2 separate regions of the Homo sapiens genome follow, and region 2 is linked to region 1. Evidence: chromatin loops called from intact Hi-C (ENCODE). Cell type or tissue: sigmoid colon. All regions are shown on one strand. Each heading gives the region's core, and the rest is flanking DNA. Links, peaks and the distances in the headings are about the cores only.

Region 1 (9,745 bases), core at 2,105-7,104:
ACTGTGAGTCCGTTAAACCTCTTTCTTTTGTAAGTTTCCCAGTATTGAGTATGTCTTTATTAGCAGTGTGAAAATGAACTAATACAGTGTGCTTTTGGATGGAGTAATCTGGTGTCTCCATCTTTGGTAACTGTTTGGATTGCTTTTTCAGATGGCAAGTTTGGGGCCTACATGCAGGTGCACATTCAGAATGATGGGCCTGTGACCATAGAGCTGGAATCGCCAGCTCCCGGCACTGCTACCTCTGACCCAAAGCAGGTAAGCCTGGAGTCTGGTGCCTGGCTCCGTCCCTTGGGTGCCTGTAACATCCCTTTAGTCCCTGGAAGAGTCCTCGGTCTGAGGAAATACATCATTGTTGCAACGTTGTATTTATTTTAATACCTGCCTTCCCAAGAGTGCATGTTTACGGTGCACTCCTGAGTACTGTGGCCGGTGGGTACAGCACTTCTCCCTTGCCTCGTCCTGCCTTTGAATTCCAGAGGACATGTCCTGTGCAGAGCCAGGTTCTTCCCCTGGGCTTCCCTTCCCTTGGCCAGGTGCCGTGGCGCCCACCTGCCCCTGGGTGGCAGCAGAGCAATGGCCCTGGATTGGCCGGTTCACCCATTCCGAATGGTTACCTGAATTGGGTTTGGTCCCAGGTGTGGATAGATGTGCCCCCCAAGGTTTGCTGTAAATCTCCATTTTTCTAAAGCAGTGTCTGACCTGGATTTGCTGCCAATTTGTAAGCTCTCATGAAATAAAAGTTAATTAAAATAGAGAAAGGAAATGTGTAATAGTCCTTGGAACCCGCGTGGTCTCATAGATGCTTAGCATACTTGTAAAGGCTTAATTAACACACTCACTGGATAGAGACACGTAGGGCCTGGCAGGCAGAGGAAGAAGGACTGAGCAAACATTTCCATTCTTCCTTCCCAGTCTCCCTCCCTTGCTAGCATGCTGTGATGGCCAGTGATGCGGCAGTAAGGGGACAGCGTGATAGAAACGTGAAGCTGGGCAACCTGTTCAAAGCCTGATTTTTTTTTTTTTTTTTTTTTTTTTGAGATGGAGTCTCGCTCTTGTTGCCCAGGCTGGAGCACAATGGCGCCATCTTGGCTCACCGCAACCTCCGCCTCCTGGGTTCAAGCAATTCTCCTGCCTCAGCCTCTCGAATAGCTGGGATTACAGGCGCCCACCACCATACCCTGCTAATTTTGTATTTTTAGTAGAGACGGGGTTTCTCCATGTTGGTCAGGCTGGTCTCAAACTCCTGACCTCAGGTGATCTGCCTGCCACGGCCTCCCAAAGTGCTGGGATTACAGGTGTAATCCCACTGTGCTCGGCCTTTTTTTTTTTTTTTTTTTTTTGAGACAGGGTCTTGCTCTGTCACCCAGGCTGGAGTGCAGTGGTGCGATCATGGCTCACTCCAGCCTCGACCTCCCAGGCTCAAGTGATCCTCCTACCTCAGCCTCCTAAGTAGCTGGGACTACAGGCATACGCTACCATGCTGGGCTAATTTTTGAATTTGTGTAGAGAGGGAGTTTTACCATGTTGCCCAGGGTGGTCTTGAACTCCTGGGCTCAACTGATCCACCTAGGGCCTCAGCCTCCCAAAGTGCTGAGATTACAGGCAAGAGTCACCATGCCTGGCCAAAGCCAGATTTTTAAAGTGGAACATAATCTTTCTTTTTTGTTTCTGTATTAGTTTATTCTCATACTGCTATAAAGAAATACCTGAGACAGGGTAATTTATTAAAAAAAAGAGGTTTAATTGGCTCACAGTTCTGCAGGCTGTGCAGGAAGGATGGCTGCAGAGGCCTCAGGAAACTTACAATCATGGTGGAAGGTGAAGGGGAAGCAGGCACATCTTCACATGGCCAGAGCAGAAATAAGAGAAAGCAGGGGGATGTACTACACATTTTTAAACAACCAGATCTCATGAGAACTCACTGTCACGAGAACAGCAAGGGGGAAGTCTACCCCCATGATCCAGTCACCTCCCACCAGGCCCCTCCTCCAATGCTGGGGATTCCAATTCAACATGAGATTTGGGTGGGGACACAAATCCAAACCATAGCAGTTTCTGACTCTTTTTGTATTGAGGAACATGTCTGATGTAGTAGGCTAGACTTCAGTGGTAGTAACTGAGGGTCTTGGAATGACTAATGACATTAAAAAAATCACAAATGAAAAGTCCACATGAAAATGTAAGCTTTTTATTGTGAAATAATTTGAGACTTACAGAAAAGTTGAAAAAACAGAGTTTCCATATACTTTTTAACCCAACTGCCTCTAGTTTCAATGTCTACATAACCATAGTACAATGACCAAGACTTTGAAATTAATGTTGATATAGTACTATTATATTAACTATATTACAAACCTTATTTGAAGTTCACTAGGTTTTTTGTTTGTTTGTTTGTTTTTCAGACGGATTCTCGCTCTGTCTCCCAGGCTGGAGTGCAGTGGCGCGATCTCCGTTCATTGCAAGCTCCACCTCCCGGGTTCATGCCATTCTTCGGCCTAAGCCTCCCAAGTAGCTGGGACTATAGGCACGTGCCACCATGCCCGGCTAATTTTTTTGTATTTTTTTAGTAGAGACGGGGTTTTACCATGTTAGCCAGGATGGTCTCGATCTCCTGCCCTGGTGATCCACCCGCCTCGGCCTCCCAAAGTGCTGGGATTACAGGTGTGAACTACCGCGCCCAGCCAAAGTTCACTAGGTTTTTTAAATGTCTTTTTTCTGCTCCGGGATAATGCAGGATTCCACACGGCATTTAGTTGTCATTTCTGCTTAGTCTTCTCCAATCTGTGACAGTTCCTCAGCCTTTCCTTGTCTTTTGTGACATTGATACTTTTCAAGAGTACTAGTCTACTGTTTTGTAGAATGTTTCTCACTTTGGGTTTTCTATGATTATATTGAGGTAATACATGTTGACAGGAATAGGAAATAGCACAGAAGTGATCTTGTGCCCTTCATAGTGCATCCTACCAGGAGGTATGTGGTATTGATTTGTCTTGTTACCTGTGATACCAGCCTTATTACTTGGTTCAGGTGAAGTCTACCAGATACCTCCATGTTAGATGAAGTGCTAACCTCTTTCCCCTTGTCTGTCCTCTGGCTCATTCACAGCAGACAGCTCTCTCTCAGCTTTGCAGGGAAAGAAGCCAGCAGATGGCATTGACTCTGCTTCTCTATCCCCCTTCTGCCACCGTGGTAGCAGAGCTACCCTTTCCTGGGCTGAGTCCAGCCTCTCCCTGGGGCCAGGACCAGCTACATAATTTGAGAGGCCCAGTGTAAAATGAAAATGTGGGGCCCCTTGTTCAAAAAATATTACAAATTTCAAGGTGGTGACATAGAGCATAAAACGAAAGGTGGGGCCCCTCTGAAGATGGGGCCTGTGTGACTGCTCGGCTGTGGGTCTAGACTGACCTGGGCTTTGGAGCCCTTCCCTTCCACCTCCTCAGCAGCTTCCTGGAAGCCTCTGTCCTCTTGTTGGTTCTGTCTGCCTCTCACAGTCATCCATCTTATCCCATTGGGTTTTAAATATGCCCAAATGTCTCCAATTGAGAAATGCTTCCATTTCCTCCCTTCTGCTCTGCCACAGTGTCCTTGGGTCTGTAAAGGTTCTCACCGAGGGCCCCAGTGACCTCACATTGCTTTATTTCATGCCCATTTTTCAGAACACTTTTCTTGCCACTGCTGCCCACTTTTGCCCCTGGAAATGGCTGGAGCCTTGTTTCCCAGGACGTCATTCTCTCTGGGTTTTTGTCTTGCCTCTGGCTACTCCCTCTGGTTTTATTTGATCATTATTCCATAGTTTTTAGTTATTATTCTGCTTTAACTCTATTTGGAGAAAAATTTTAGTCTTTTTTTCATTCTAAATATTTTTCTGGAAATGGTAGAATAGTACATTTTGCCTTTAGAATCTTCACCTTTCTTTCAACCAGTACCCTCTTCTTGTTTAGGTCAAAGGGTACAAAGATGCAGTTATTTTGGGTGAGTAAGTCTCAAGATCTAATGTACACCATAAGGAGTGCAGTATCATATTGTGCACTGGGAGTAGATTTAGGAATTCTCAGCACACACAGAATAAAGGACGGTAACTGTGTGAGATGCTGGACATGTAATTTACTTGACTGTAGTAATCACTTCACTATGTGTATGTAGATCAGAGCATCATGCTGTACACCTTATACAATAAATCCCTCTCCCCAAATCAAAAAATCCTCAAGTAGGCATTTTTTAAACTTCTAACGAGCCATGTTAACTTATAAGGATTAAAAAAGACTTTTAGTTATTTCTGAATCCTTTAGGAGTTTTCTCCTCAAATACACAAATTGTCTTGCATCAACTTCATTTACATGGACCAGTTTCCTGGCCCCCAGAAGCCTCAGACCCTGAACATTGCACTGCGCTCTGCCCCTAGCTCTCCAGTAGGTGGCGGTGGGTAGGCGCAGAAGCGGCCTGTGTTAGGTTGGTGCTGGCCTGTGCCTGGGGCCTCTCTCTGCCTTTTCTTCTGAATTAGAAGGAGTTTCCTCTTGGAGCAAATAGCTAATTTGCTTGCTTTTGTGTTGATAGGAGGAGCACAGCCAAATTCTTTTTACTGATAGATAAACACGTGTTTCTATCAATTAAGCTTTTAATTCTCAGTGTTTTATTTTTCCATTATATTCCAATCAGTAATGAAAACTGCTACAATTACATTAAAGAAAAATGGTTCTTTTGGCAAATTTCAACGTTATAGAAAAATGATTCTTTTAGCAGGTTCTTTTAAAATATAAATAAGTTCTTTAAACTATCTGAACAAATGGATGATGTGTGTGTGTATATGGATGTATATGTGTGCATGGGTATGTGTGCATATGTGTATGTGTGTGTATGTGTGTGTGTATATGTGATGTGTGTGCCCATGTGCATGTGCATGTGGGTATGTGTGCATGCATTTGTGTATGTATGTAAGCACCAAGTGTCGTTTTGGTATTTGATGGTGTGCTAGGCACTGTGAGGAAGAGAAGGAACTGCTGCTGCCCAGCCTGTGCAGCCGGGGATAGATTTTGGGCAACATAAACCTGAAAGGTTAATGACAGTGAAAGAGGTGGACAGCATAAGACAACTTAGGAAAGGTTACAAGACCATTCAGTTTGTGCTCCTCCTTAGAACTCTTCAGTGCCTTCCAAGTGCATTTTGCTGAAGCCTTGCATTCCTTGCTGTCATTTGCCAAGGCCTAAGTGACCAGGCGTCCGTGGCCCTTTCTTGCCTGCTCTGTGGCTGTCTTTCCCTCCATCCCTATGCTTCACCTACTGCATCTGCTGTTGCCTCCTCTCCCTTGCTGAGAAGAGGGTCAAGCTCTTTCCTACCTCGGAGCTCTTGTCTCAATTCCAGGGTCTCCCCCTCCTTCTCCAAGAATCTCTGACCCCCACAGTTCCCAGGAAGCCCCTTCGGCTACTCTACTCTGCCCTGTTGCTCTGATGGTGTATTTCACAGACTTCACACCATCTGCTATCATGGTCCACACCACTCATAAAACTCAAGCTCCCTGAGTGTTGTTCACTGCCCTGTCCAGGGAGGTGTGTGTGGGTGGGAGGGGTGGTGTTTGTTTAGCAGTGGTGCTCACAGCTGGTGGGCTGTGGTGTCTATGAATGTCCTGAGTTCAGAGAAGGCCATTGTCACTGCTGTTGCCTCTCAGCCGAGTGGGCCTCCCAGGGGACCGGAGGTTTTAGCTGACCTTTAAGGATATGGAAAGTAGAAGGGATTCCCAATTATTGTTTTCAAATTTCTACTTCAAATAAGGGTAGATTCTTATTTTCAAGAATCTCAGAGCTCTACTTATGTGATGCAGCTACTGCTGGTGAAGACTGAGCTGGTAAAGGTAACCAGCAGTTTGCCTTTCTAACTGGACCGCTGCTTGTTTGCAGAACTGGCTGCTGCAGCATCTGCATGCTTTCCATGCAGCATACCCATCACATTATAGGCTGCTGCGTGGGTTTCATGCTATGTCCTGGCAGTGATAAGTTGGAAGGAGAGCATTACATTCTTGCTCCAAATGACATATTTCCAAAGGGAACAGGACATGGAAGCAGCAGCAGAACCAACTGACTGCTGTTTTGCCTGGTGCATTTTTTGCAGGAGAACACGATTCTGGTAGGAACATCCTGCTTATTATTACCTAGTGCATGATTGCTGGTGCATGAGCTCTTCCATTGGTGGCTAGATATTGGGAGATTTTAACACCCTAGCCTGCCATTTCTGTGATAGAAGCTTATTCTTGTCTTGTTTTAATCTTAAGTGCTCTTTCTCTGCGTAGGGCTTGTTTTCCTGAGCCTCACATGGATTGGGGGGCAGATGGAGGTTTTTCCTGGTGAGAAGGGCCATTGGTAATTGAAGGACTCTTCCCTGGGGCCTAGGGCCCACTTAGTTCATAGTGTTGCCATTAATTATTTACATTCTCATTTATTTAGTGCCATCGAAGCCCTCATTAAATTGAAATGCTGGAAGGAGCTAAAAAAATGAACTTTCAAGTATACATGTTTGAGTTAACGGACGTGTTTATTGACAAATCACTGGGATGAGTTGGCTAGCGAAACACGGTGCCTTCAATTTTACGGAGCTATTAATTTTACGCTCCTCTGAGTATCACCGTTGCTCTGTCCATAATTTTCTCTGTATACTTGTCTTATCAGCAAGCATTAATCCCTGAGCCTGGACCTTGGAATGTCAAGATTGAGACATTCATGGCTTTTGTAGGATCTGAAAGAAATATGTAGGGTAAGGGGGTGTGGGGGAAAAGAATTACATTTGGTTTTATTTATTTATACTTCCAGTGACAGGGGCAGCCTTTTGATTACCTGCTGTGGAATCCAGAGGTGAAATGAAGGACACATGAGCACACAGGTGGCTTGCTTCTACCAGGTGGCCCCATCACAGGTGCACAGAGGGGAGCTCTCACTTGCTGCATATTTCAGTTTGGGGGACAAATCAAATGAGAAGTACTCTGAATATAAGGAAGAATTATGTTGTTGCTAATAACTTTGCATCTCTTCATGGAAGAACAGTTATTTAAATGTACTCCTTTTCACTCTGTTTTTAGGCTTGAATTCTAGATTCTAGCTCCCTAATTGTGGTTGGTTTCAGCTTCAGTGTTCACATGGCCTGAACCAAGCTCGAGTTGTTGACTTGCTGCAGGAGTATGTTTTAAAGTCTGGTTGCCAAGATGGTAGCCAGATCTTGTCAATTACTCCAGAAATATTAGTTCATTTTGTCATATTAATTTATTGAACAAACGCTGACTGAGGGTCCAGCTTTGTTTATGCTGAAGTATCACCAAAACAGAAGTGGGAACTCAGCAAAGCGTCCTCATTACAGAGTTGTTGCTGTTGTGCAGTCTTTGTCAGTGACGCTGACTTCTGGGACGTAGGCTGCCACATGGAAGGCCTCCTACCAGGGCTAGGGCGCCACCTGGCCAGACCTCTCACCACACATGGAATCACCTGGATTTCTGATCCTTTCTGTCTGAGCACCTGCTTTCCATGAATTATGAGATCAGCTCAGCCCTCTGGGGAGTGAGTTGGGTGTAGAGATGGTGGAGCTCCTGACCTCACTCAGCCCAGCCCACTGCTCTGCACAGTCAGAATTTATCCTGAGTCCTTGTCAGTGCCTGGGGGAATGCCTGCCTATTGCATGAATATTTGGTATGAAAGGGTGGGAGCTTAGTAGATGTTTTTCTTCCTGGTGGAGAGCTGTAAGGGATCACTTTTATCACTTTAATTTGTTTCCAAATAGATGGTTGTCCTAAGTCAGCTCATAGTGGGCTTAAAAAGAAGCCTTTACAAGGCTGGCATGACTGTCTCTTTGTTGGGGACCCATTGATGAATTGATTAATCAATTGACTTTCACCTTACCATCTTAAATCCATAGCACAGGTTAAGGAAATTGCAAAAATTGAAAAGAGTTTTTTTCTCTTCTACTGGAATATGTCTGGTAAATTAAAAACTAGGATCTGTTTCTTTTCTACCATTGACACATAAGACATTTCTAATCTCCAACCAGAGCAAAATATCTGTTTTGCTTTAAACCAGTCTCTCAGGACACTAATGGGGTAGTGCATTTAAGGTTTAAGGGCTTTATTTGTTTGTTCCTGTATATGTGTTTTGGGCAGATTCCTAGTTATTTTAATCTTATAATCTCATTTGTGTGTGTGTTAAAAAAAAACGAACTCCTTACCTTGCTGACTTGACCTGCCAAAGATTAACAGCATCCTTTTTATTCTGAAGGGAGAGAGGTAGAGTTTTTCCTTCCATGGATTTATACATTGTGCATAGCAATAATTTAGTTAAACAGACTCAGTATTTTAATTGGGAATTCTTAGCTTGTTAAGTGATTTACCAGGAGCTTCACAGTCCCGGGTAATTGTAGAAAAATGTTCTGCCAGTCAGTGGTGTTTTGCAGAAAACCTTGCCGAAACATTTGCTTTAGTAATGGAGAGAGAATGAAAGATCTGGAAGTGATAGAATTCTAAAAAATGCAGCACTTGCTATACTTTTTTTACAGGCATAGATAAAACCCTTATCTACACAGAGGTGTTTGCCAGCTTGCCGCAGTATAGGTGTAGTCTGTAATGACTGATGAGGTAGTTATCTTTTTTAATCTTAAAGAGAAGGTTAGGATGGGTCAGTGGGGTGTGAGTTGGATCAAGTAGACTCTTAGGGGCTCACAGACTGGCCTGAGCTTATCCCACAAGTTTTGTATGTGTGGATGTGTGCAAGTGCCTTTTGCTGGGAAAAAGGGGACCAGGACTTTTGTCACATTCTCTGGAGGTCCCAAGAAGTGAAGAGGCTGGTGGACTGGGGACTGTTGTGTGCAGAGATTACACATTCTTTCTCTATCAAAGTTATCCAGGGGTTGGTGGTAGTGTTCCTCAAACGGCAGACTGAGGACCACTGGCATCAAGCCACCCATGGTGCTTACTAAAATGCAGGGTCCTGGGCCCACCCAGGTTTTCTGAGCCAGAGTTCCTGGAGTGTCTGGATGAGGAAGGCAGAAGAGTAGCCCATTTATGTTTCTAACCAGGTCTTTGTGTGCTCCTAAGCACACTGACATTTGGGAACTACTGGAATAGAGAGAATCAGGCCTTGCAGTGATCATCTGCTCCAGGTGTTGGTTTCTTCTGGACCACCCTGCCCTCCCTTCCTCACCCCCAACTGTCTAAAAATACTTTACAACCTATGTTACTGCAGCTGCCAGGAAACAAGATGGCTTTGCTTGATTATTGAGGTCACATGTGAGTCTGTTCTTATTCATCAACGAGCCCTCAGTCTCCCAACACCCCTTCCCCCTGCCACACAGGCAGTGATGAAAATGTTTCCAGAATATGGTGCCTTCTCAACGCAATTACAGATGTGTCAGGGAAAAGCCGATGCAGCAACAACAGCTCAATATGTTAGTGACTGATGATCAGCCGCTCTACTGGGTGACATTGAGGCATATGCTGGGGTAATAACTTTTTTCCTAGGAGAGATGAGCCCAACATGTGGATTGCTCAATGAGTGTGCAAGATTGTAGCAGTGTAGCCACTTTAAGACTTGTAGTTGAAAGTAATTTATAGTTTTCTTGGCTTTCTGAGTACCAGACATGGAATGCCTTACTCATCTGTCGAAGTGTTAATGGAACTAGAATAAAAACCCAGGGTGATCGACATCTTAGCCTCTGCATGGAAATTGTAGTTTAATGAAATTCATGAATGTGGAGGCTTCCATGGGCAGTTAGCTGA
Region 2 (9,745 bases), core at 3,019-8,018, 190 kb after region 1:
CCTGTATTCCTGCCAGGCAACGGCTGCGGGTGTGGAGCGGGTGGGCTATCCAGACAGACCGAGGCCCACTCCTCCCAGCTTGGCCTCCCTGGCTCTGAAGGTGAGTGTTGGTGGCTGCAGTTTCCTTGGGCTGGGCCAGCCTTGCAGGGCCCCTGTGGGTATTTGTGCTGATGACCGTGGCTCCCTACCATACATGGTCTTACTCTTCGCCTGTCAGTGTTCTATGGCTGTGTAACAGATTACCACACATTAAGTGGCTTAAAACAACACCCATTCATTAACTCACAGCTTCTGGAAGCCAGAAGTCCAGGCAGGCTGAGCTGCCGTCTCAGCTCCCATGGCTGATCTTAAGGTGTTGGCCACTCTGGGCTCTTCTCTGGGGGCTTGAGGGGAGAATCTTTTCCAAGCTCATTCAGGTTGTGGCAGAATTCACCTTCTTGTGGTGATAGGACTGTTTCCTATCAGCTGGGAATGCTCTCAGCAACTTGAGGCTGGCCAGATGGCTCCTCCATCTGCAAAGCCAGCAATGGTGTGTCGAGCCCTTCTCAGGCTTTGAATCTCTCTGAATTCTTCTGTCTTCATCTTCTGCCTCTTCATGAAAGGACTCACGTGATTATACCGGGCCACTCAGATAATTCATAGTAAGCTCTCTATCTTAATGTGAATTTATTAGTAATCTTAATTATGTCTGCAAAATTCCTTCTGCCATGTGAGGTAATGCTGTGGAGTGAATGTGTCACCCCAGATTCATATGTCAAAACCTTGAACCCCAATGTGATGGTATTTGGAGGTGGCGCCTTTGGGAAGTAATTTGGGTTAGATGAGGTCACAAGAGTGGTTCCCTCATGATAAGATTAGTGTCTGTATTAGTCTGTTATCACATTGCTATATGAAAAATCTGAGGCTAGGTAATTTATAAAGAAAGAGGTTTAATTGGCTCATGGTTCTTCAGGCTGTATAGGAAGCATGATGCTGGCATCTGCTTGGCTTCTGACGAGGTCTCAGGAAACTTACAATCATGGCAGAAGGTAAAGGGGGAGTAGCACTTCACATGGCCAAAGAAGGAGCAAGGATTGGGCAGGGGAGGTTCTACACACTTTAAAACAACCAGATCTTGTGAAAGCTCCATCAAAAGAACAGCACCAAGCTGATGGTGCTAAGCCATTCGTGAAGGAGCCACTCCCATGATCCAATCACCTCCCACCTGGCCCCACCTCCAACACTGGGGATTCCAGTTTGACATGAGATTTGGTGAGAACACAGAACCAAACCATATCAGTGTTTTTATAAGAGGAAGAGACCAGAGCGCTCGTTCGTTCTCTCTCTTTCTCTCTTTCTTTCTTTCTTTCCTTCTTTCTTTTCTTTCCTTCTTTCTCTTTCTTTCTTTCTTTCTGTCTTTCTTTCTCTCTTTCTTTTCTTTCTTTCTCTCTCTCTATCTCTCTCTCCCTCTCTCTCTCTCTCCATTCCCCCCTCTCTCTTTCTTATTCTTTCTGCCAATGAGGATGTAGCAAGTAGGTGACCATCTGTACACCAGGAAGAGGGCCTTCACCAGACTGGCACCCTGATCTTGGACTTACCAGCTTCCAATGATAAGAAATAAAAGTCTGTTGTTTAAGCCGCCTGTCTATGATACTTTGTGATAGAGCCCACACAAAGACAAATAATGTATTCATGGGTGTGATATCTCATCCTAGCCACAGTCCTGAAGACTGAGGTGTAGGATCTTCTTGGAGGCCATAATCCTACCAACTCCCCCGCCTCCACCATCTACATTCCATGCATGTTCTCAAGGTCATCCTCCAGGAAACTGCCCTGATTGAGCTGTTGTCTTTCTCTCCTACAATTTGTATACCTCTCCTTTTTCCAGCTCTGTGTTCTGCCTTTGCATGGGTGTGGTCCTATGTGGGCCACACAAATGCCCTGGCTTATCTGGGACATTCCCAGTTTGCCCCCAGAGATCCCACCTCTTTTGTCTCTGAACAGGGTTAGATGTGCACTGTGCCCTAGGAAGGATGGAGCAAATGGCTCACGGCCCCTGTGGGAGTCTCAGTGAGGTGCACCTGGCTGCATGGAGACCAGACTGAGATTCTGGATCCTAGGGCAACTCTTAGGGACCTCACGATTTTGCAGGTGATTTTTTCCATTCTCCAAACAAGAAACAGGGAAGTAGGACTGTCTCAGCTCCCATGGGTGGATCTGTTCACATGTGTTTTGGCACAAGTTCCAGGACAGCACCACCAAAGAGGGCAAGGTTTTTATTCTGGAGGTTTTAAGTTAGCGAAGATCTTGGATTTTTAGCTGTAAATTGCCAGTTTCTTCTGTTCACTGACTGACTGAGCAATTAATCTATTTGCCTAAAAAATATTTTTGAGCACTCATGATGTCTTAGGAGTTAATTACTTTTGGCAGGGCTGATAGTAAGCTGGGATATATGAGGCCAGAATTGGTTCCAATTGGTCAAACACCATTCTGGTTTTCAGTGACCCGTTCTGATGGGTTTTTTTCCCTTTGCCATATGGTTATGAAACATTCTGGAAATCACTCTTGGTTTGAGGAGCTGGTGGCAAGCAAGCTGAGGTTTCTTTTCTCCAGGAGCTTGTATTTCCAGATGGGAGTTGTGGGTGGGTTGTGGGGAGACAAGCAATAGACAGCAAACAAATAACCAGAGAAGACACTTGAGAAGGGAAGGGAATGTGGCTAAGGGGGCCTGGGTGGCCAGGGAAGGCCTCTCTGAGAAGGGGCTTCCTGAACCTCACACTGTAGTGGCAGGCCCTGGGGCAAAGATGCAACTGCCAGCTGTGGATTTGTGTGGTGATTCCAGGAAATATCCCTTGGGGAGTGGGGCAGTGGGACAGGGAGGGAAGGAAGGTGATACAGGGCATATTATTGAGCAGGTCATTGTTGAGGGGCTCAACCCCACAGAACAGTTCAGGGAGACAGGGTAGAACACCCCTCAGTGTTGTCCAGCCCAAGGAAAGAGGGAGTTACAGAATTTTTAAACTAATTCCCATCAGTCTTTGGTTGAGGGCTTGTGATGGTAAATACTGAGTGTCAACTTGATTGGATTGAGGGATGCAAAGTATTAATCCTGAGTGTGTCTGTGTGGGTGTTGCTACAAGAGATTAACATTTGAGTCAGTGGGCTGGGGAAGGCAGATCCACTCTTCATCTGGTGAGCATAATCTAATCAGCTTCCAGCGAATATAAAGCAGACAGAAAAATGTGAAAAGGAGGGACTGGCCTAGCCTCCCAGTCTACATCTTTTTCCCGTGTTGGATGCTTCCTGCCCTCGAACATCAGACTCCAAGTTCTTCAGTTTTGGGACTGGGACTGGCTATCCTTGCTTTGCAGCTTGCAGACAGCCTATTGTGGTACCTTGTAATCATGTAAGTTAATACTTAGTAATCTTCTAGATATATATATATATATATATATATATATATATATATATATCCTATTAGTTCTGTCCCTCTAAGAGAACCCTGACTAATACAGGGCTGCTCCTGGGACAGGGGTTTTTGATTCCCTGGGTCTGGGCATTTGAGAGAAAGCCCTCCAGCAGTTGGAAGTCAGTTGCAGCAGACTCTGATGATGAGGTCCAGAGAAGGATCAGAGCAAGTGCTGAGTCCTGGCAATCTCCAGCAGCGCTTGCATTTGAAGGGGCACCAGGACACAGCAGTTAGAACTCGAAATCTGGAAGCAGACTGCCTGGGGCTGGATCTTGCCTCATTGGGCAAGTTGCTTTTATTTACTTTATTGTTTTATTTATTTTTATTTTATTTTGAGATAGAGTCTTGCTCTGTCACCCAGGCTGGAGTGCAGTGGCACAATCTCAACTCACTGCCACCTCTGCCTCCCGGGTTCAAGTGATTCTCCTGCCTCAGGCTTCTAAAGGACTACAGGTGTGCACCACCACACCCAGATAATTTTTGTATTTTTAGTAGAGACTGGTGTTACCATGTTGGCCAGGGTGGTCCCGAACTCCTGACCTCAGGTGATCCACCTGCCTCACCTCCCAAAGTGCTGGGATTACAGGCGTGAGCCACTGCACCCAGCCTATTTACTTATTTTTTAATGCATTTTTAAAATTGAAGAATAACATACATAGGAAGAAGTCTACACATTCTAAGTGTGCAGCTAACAAACTTCCCCAAATGGAAAACACCCGTGTAACCAACACAACATGTGGCTCAAGAAATAAGGCATGACTGGCGCCCCAGTAATCCCCACTCACACCCCCTTCTAGTTACTGTTGCCTCCAGGATAACCACTATTTTGACTCTAACGCCATAGACTTTAGTTTTGCCTACTTTTGTGCTTTATATAAATGGGACCATGCAGTGCACACTCCGCTGTGTCTGGCGCCTTCCATTCAGAATTCTGTGTCTGAGATCCATCCACACTGTTGTGCACAGTTACTGCTCGTTTGTTTTATTGCTGAGTGGTGTTCCATTGTATTTGATTGTTTCCAGTTTAGGGTGATTTTAAATAGCGTTGCTGTGAGCCCTCTTGTATACCTATGGGAACAGAAGTCTCATTTTGCCACTTAATATTAGTTAGTGTCTTATCCCAGTTTGCAGTGGCAGCTACAGTGTGGTGTCTTGCACACAGCTTGTGCTTTATAAATGTTTGTGGCATGAATTGAGAGGCAGGGCAAGTCCAGAGGTAGAGAAACAGGCCTTGCTGGGATTTGGTGTCTGGTTCACTGGGCCTCTGACCTCCTCCATGATCCTAGACTTTGGGCCCCACTTGCTGGGTTTCAGAGGGAAACTGACAGCCACAGGGCAGAGGAGACAAAAAGGAAGTCTCCCAGGTGTGCCATTAACATGCGCAGTGCTTAACCATGTTGGGAACTACCCCCAGATGACAGCTGAGAATCCTCACTGACTTTTCTTTGAAGGAAAAAAAATTCTTCCAGATCTGTAACTAGGCTAATCACAAGAAACATCTGTGACCTCCTAAAAATATCTGCTTGGTACCATTTTGTAGAGCATAATATTTATATAGCCCAGCAGTGTAATTAAATTGATGTTTAGTTAACTCTTGGAAACAGCTGAAGGCTCCCAAAGCCCAGGATGAGATCTGCAGGCGGCCCTGGAATGGGCTTGAAAGGGGCCCTGGGAGGTGTTCCTGCAGGCTCTTGGTGGGGGGTCCTGGAGTGGCCACAGAGATTGGGTGGGCCTGAGGAACTAAGGAACATGCTGTGTTGAGGGACTGCGTGGCTCACTCAGGGGCAGCTGGATTATAGTTGTTTCTATATTTCTGTCCAGCAGCCTCTGGAACATCATTTCCTGCTGAGGAAAGGTTTTCTCTTAAAGGACTAATCAGAAAGTGCTCTGTCTCAAAGCGCCTTTGCTGTTGTTTTGTAGCCTGTGGAGATGAAGTGGGGTAATGGTGGGTTTTTCTGGAGGGTTTTCATGCTTGTTTCTGGAGAACTGCTCGTATTGGTGGGGATCTCAGCCGGCAGAGAGTGGAGCCCGTGCTTTCTCTTACTCCTCATCAATAAAGAAAAGAGCAAAGTTGAAGCGAGTTTTTTCTTTTTTGGAAAAAGAAAAAATTCAACTTTTATTTTAGAGTCAGATGTGCAGGTTTGTTACCTGGGCATATTGCGTGATGCTGAGGCTTGTGGACGACTGATCCTGTCCCCAGGTACTAAGCATAGTTTTTAGGCAAAGGGGCTCCATAGCTTTTCAGCTGGGCAAGTTTCTCACTGGAGACCCTGAGGCCTGCAAAGCAGGACTGGAGCCTACTGCGGGCAGGGCCTGGTGTGGGGTCTCCTCTGAAGCCTTGAGATGCCATAAAAACATCAGGCCTTTACAGGGGTGCCTCCAGAGTGCGGTTAGGGGTGGGATTCAGAAGGGCCTCCGGGGAGCTTGAGAAGTCTGGAGTTGGGAAGGCAGTCCAGGGACAGTACCTCCCGTTTTGGCCATCCCCTTTTTTTGGAATTCTGCTCTTTGCATGAGGAAAAGGGAAAACCCATTGATGTTTTGAGCCCGTAAGCATTCCTTTATTCATTCATTCTGTGATAATTACCAAGCAACTACTACCTAATATACCTTCTCGGCCCTGTGCTGAGAGTACGGGATGCAAGGCTGAGCAAAATGGACACCTCCTGATATGGTTTGGCTGTGTCCCCACCCAAATCTCATCTTGAATTGTAGTTCCCATAATCCCCACGTGTGGTGGGAGGGACCTCGTGAGAGGTAACTGAATCAAGAGGATGGGTTCGCCCATGCTGTCCTCATGATAGTGAGTAAGTTCTCATGAGATTTGATGGTTTTATAAGGGACTTTCTTCTTCACTTGGCTCTCATTCTTCTCCTTCGTGATGCCATGTGAAGAAGGACGTGTTTACTGTCCCTTCTGCCATTGTTTTGTTTCCTGAGGCCTTGCCAGCCCTGTGAAACTGTGAGTCAATTAAACCTCTTTCCTTTTTAAATGACTCAGTCCCAGGCAGTTCTTTCTAGCAGTGTAAGAATGGAGTAATACACCTCCGATCCTCAGGGAACTCCCAGTGTGGTGCCTGGCTACACACACAGTGAGGGCTCAGGAGGGAAAGCTGAGGGGCTCTTCATAGACTTGGTAGGGGCTTAGGACAGACTTCCTGAGGAACAAGATCAGAGGAATGAGTGAGAGGTCCCTGAGACAGGGCAGAGATGAGACCGTTCCAGGCGAGGAAACAGCATGTGTAAATGCCCTGTGGCTCACAGAGCACGATGAGTTCCAGGAACAGAACAAGACCAGTGAAGATGGAGAAAGGGGGTCAGTGGCAGAAGGTTGGAGCCTGGGGCCCAGCTTTGTAGACTGAAGCCAGAACTCTGGTGGTCATCCTTACATGACCTGAGACCTGGAACCACCTGCTACGGTGTGGACTCCATGCTGGCCTTATTTTATTCTGGAAAAGAAAGTTGGGGTGGGCAATGGCACCCTTAAGGCTGGAGTTGCCAGAAAGATTTAGGTTTTCTCCCCATCTTGAAATGTGTAACCCCAGACTCCTCCAAGCCCTGATGGTGACCATCAAGATGGAGGTGGCTCTATGACATCAATGAAGGGACAGTGAACAAGGACCTAAACCCAAACCCAGCTCCATGAAATTGAGGGCTTCATCTCAGTGTCTTTCCAAGCCACAGCCTAATAGGTCCTTAAACAGACTCAAAGGGAGAAACGGCCCAGGGAAGAAGGAAAGCCACCACTTGCATTTCCCAGTGGCGCCGCCTTTTATTCCAAGTCTAAAGTTATCCCAAGGCCACACATATGTGGACAGGGGATGGTGTGCTTGGGTGGGCTGGTGGTGTGGCGCCATGGGAAGTGGTTTGGAGGATGAGAGAACTTGGTGCCCAGATCCACAATGCCATCCTTACCTCTCTAATGGGCTCTTGTGGGACCCCTCCACAACGTAGGGATGACTCCAGATGGTCTCTGTTTCCCTTGGATATTTATAATCCTAAAAACAGATCAGTATTTAAAAGTTAATGAAGAAAAGGAAAGTTAGCTCAGCGATAACAATAAAAGGTGGTGTTTTGGGCACATTTGTCTATGTTCCTGGCATTGCATTCAGGGCTTAACATGTATCATCTTATTTCTTGTCACCACTACTTCTGAAATTAGCTCCATTTCCACTGGGAGGGTGAAAACCTGCTGAGGTTTTGGCTTTAGAAAGGTGGTGGTGCTTCCCCCTACTTCCAATCCATGTAACTAAAAATCTAAAAAATAAAACTATGCTAAACCATAAATCAAGTGCAAGATAGATTAACCAAGTTCTGGGTGTTTCTCCACAATGACTAGTTTGATGTGTATTTTGAAACATTATTGTACATAATTGTGGTTCTTTTTATGTAAATTTGAACTATATGATTCTGAGTTTAATATAAAATAAAAATAAAGTCTCACTTTACAACCCAAATATGAAATAGAATACCAAGAGATTAAAGAGAGTTGGGAATCTCATAATTTCAAGGGCCTTAAGATAGACTGGTTTGTGAGCTTTGTTGAAACTTGTCCAAGATGGGGCTGCTCTCAGCTGTTAAGAGGGAAACCCATCATGCTTTGTGTTGTTACTATGGAAAGGTTGGTCTGGACTTCAGTGAGCTGGGATTTACATGAGGTCTTCAGGAAAGTATCTCTCTAATAAATAAAACTGCCATATAGCAAATTATGTTGGAAAAAAAATCCCTCAGTGCCTTTGAATTGTGTGTGGCCACAGTAGGTACTTTCTCTGCCTACTGGGTCACTTAGGGGAAGAGAAGTTAAGTGACTTGCATAACAACACAAGGTCATGGTGGAGCTGAGGTTTGGAAATGGGTCTGCTTGGTTCCAGGTGTCTTGTTGAGAGAGATCTAGTGTTCCTGACCTCCTCTTTAAATTACTAAAAAAAAAGAAAAAAAAAAATCAAAGAGCTAGACAGGTCTTTGAAACTCATTTAATCCAGGGCATGCGTTTTAGAGATGAATGAACTCAAATCCACAGAAGAAAAACTGAATGACGCAAAACCATGGCTACTGTGCTTTGGTTGGCTTCACCAGTTTTCCAGGGAAGCTCTTGAAAGAGGCCTGAGCTCTACTTCAAGCTGGTTCTTAGCCTCGCTGTGTGGTCACAAGGAGGCTACTTGCCCTCTCTTGGTTCAAGGCCCTCCTCTCAGGGAATCAGGTGGGTTGGATTACGTGTACTCACATTCCTTCAAGCTTGAAAGGTCTCTATCTCTGATTCCAGCCTCTTCTCATTGATTGAGTTACTTCCCATTGTCTCTTGGGGATAAAACTGGGGTGGTGGTAAGGGGAGGCCCCATAAGAAATGGGGTGGCATAAATGAACCAAGAATGTAGAGGCAATAATTTTTCCAAGGAAAATTTATTTAGTAAAGAGAAAATAAAATTTCTTTCCTTTTTTATTTTAAAGAAATAGCCAGTATTGGAGTTCAAGATGACTGACCAGTGTACAATGAATTTCCATTTTTCTTTATTACAAAGAATCACTCAGAGATGCTCTCCTATTTTCATACCCACACAACACATAAAGCTCAACACACACTTGCATACACATGCACATCAAACATGCCCTGTCAATCAAGCATCACAATGAGCTGAATTAATGAGTTGTTCAAGGCAGACAGCTCTGGGCAGGACTTGGTTATGGCTTTGGTGGGAGTCTCTTTGGAGAAGTCCATTTGGTGGGGTGCATAGGCACAGAACCTTGAAAAACTTTCCGAGATGTCACTGACCAGCTTGGCTGGTATCTAAAATTGTCTCCTGTTTATATTTTCTTCATCTTGAACAACTCTGTGACATATGATTAGTTATAAGGTTTCTCATATCTCCCAATATTTTCTCTGAAGTTGGATTCCAATGTCTTTTTTGAGTGGCAGTGTCCAAACTACTTAGAGCCACGGCAACACTGAGTCACAAGCTATCTCAAAACTCTGCAATAAGTAGTGCTAAGGCACAGCACTGAATTATACTCATGGACCTGCGGTCTGACTGAGGATCTGCTAATTCAGGCTGGCTGGGCCCTGCCCCTCCAGTCTCTCATCTCCTTTCCCTCCCTGCTATGGTTTGAATGTGTCCCTCAAATTTCATGTGTTGGATACTCAGTCCCCAATGTGGCAGTATTGAAAGGTGGGGCCTTTAAGAGGTGATTGGGTCATGAAGGCTCTTCTCTTTACAAATAGATTAACTCATTCATGGGTTAATGAATTAATGAATTGATGGGTTATTGTAGAAGTGGAACTGGTGGCTTTATAAGCAGAGGAAGA

The links. Peaks named below come from ENCODE experiments on the same cell type or tissue, not always from the same donor. Only the 100,000 strongest peaks of a DNase experiment are listed, where the experiment ranks them.
Region 2: a loop joins it to region 1, with 12 times the contacts of the local background. A loop is called at or near these places in 2 of 110 quality-filtered maps.

The regions. Positions count from the first base shown.
Region 1 is chr20:18,627,976-18,637,720 of GRCh38, forward strand. It overlaps DTD1 (D-aminoacyl-tRNA deacylase 1), which reads left to right. Exons shown (of 6, transcript NM_080820.6): 4 at 152-258. Among named protein-coding and RNA genes, the nearest start is that of DTD1, 45 kb to the left of the region's middle. In sigmoid colon, for the core only: a CTCF peak has its summit at 4,408 (motif pointing right); a DNase peak (open chromatin) is centred at 4,436.
Region 2 is chr20:18,817,907-18,827,651 of GRCh38, forward strand. It overlaps SCP2D1-AS1 (SCP2D1 antisense RNA 1), which reads right to left. Exons shown (of 3, transcript NR_161343.1): 2 at 7,360-7,442. Among named protein-coding and RNA genes, the nearest start is that of SCP2D1-AS1, 7.4 kb to the right of the region's middle. In sigmoid colon, for the core only: no CTCF peak of the experiment used is centred there; a DNase peak (open chromatin) is centred at 5,145; H3K27ac peaks cover 1,942 bases.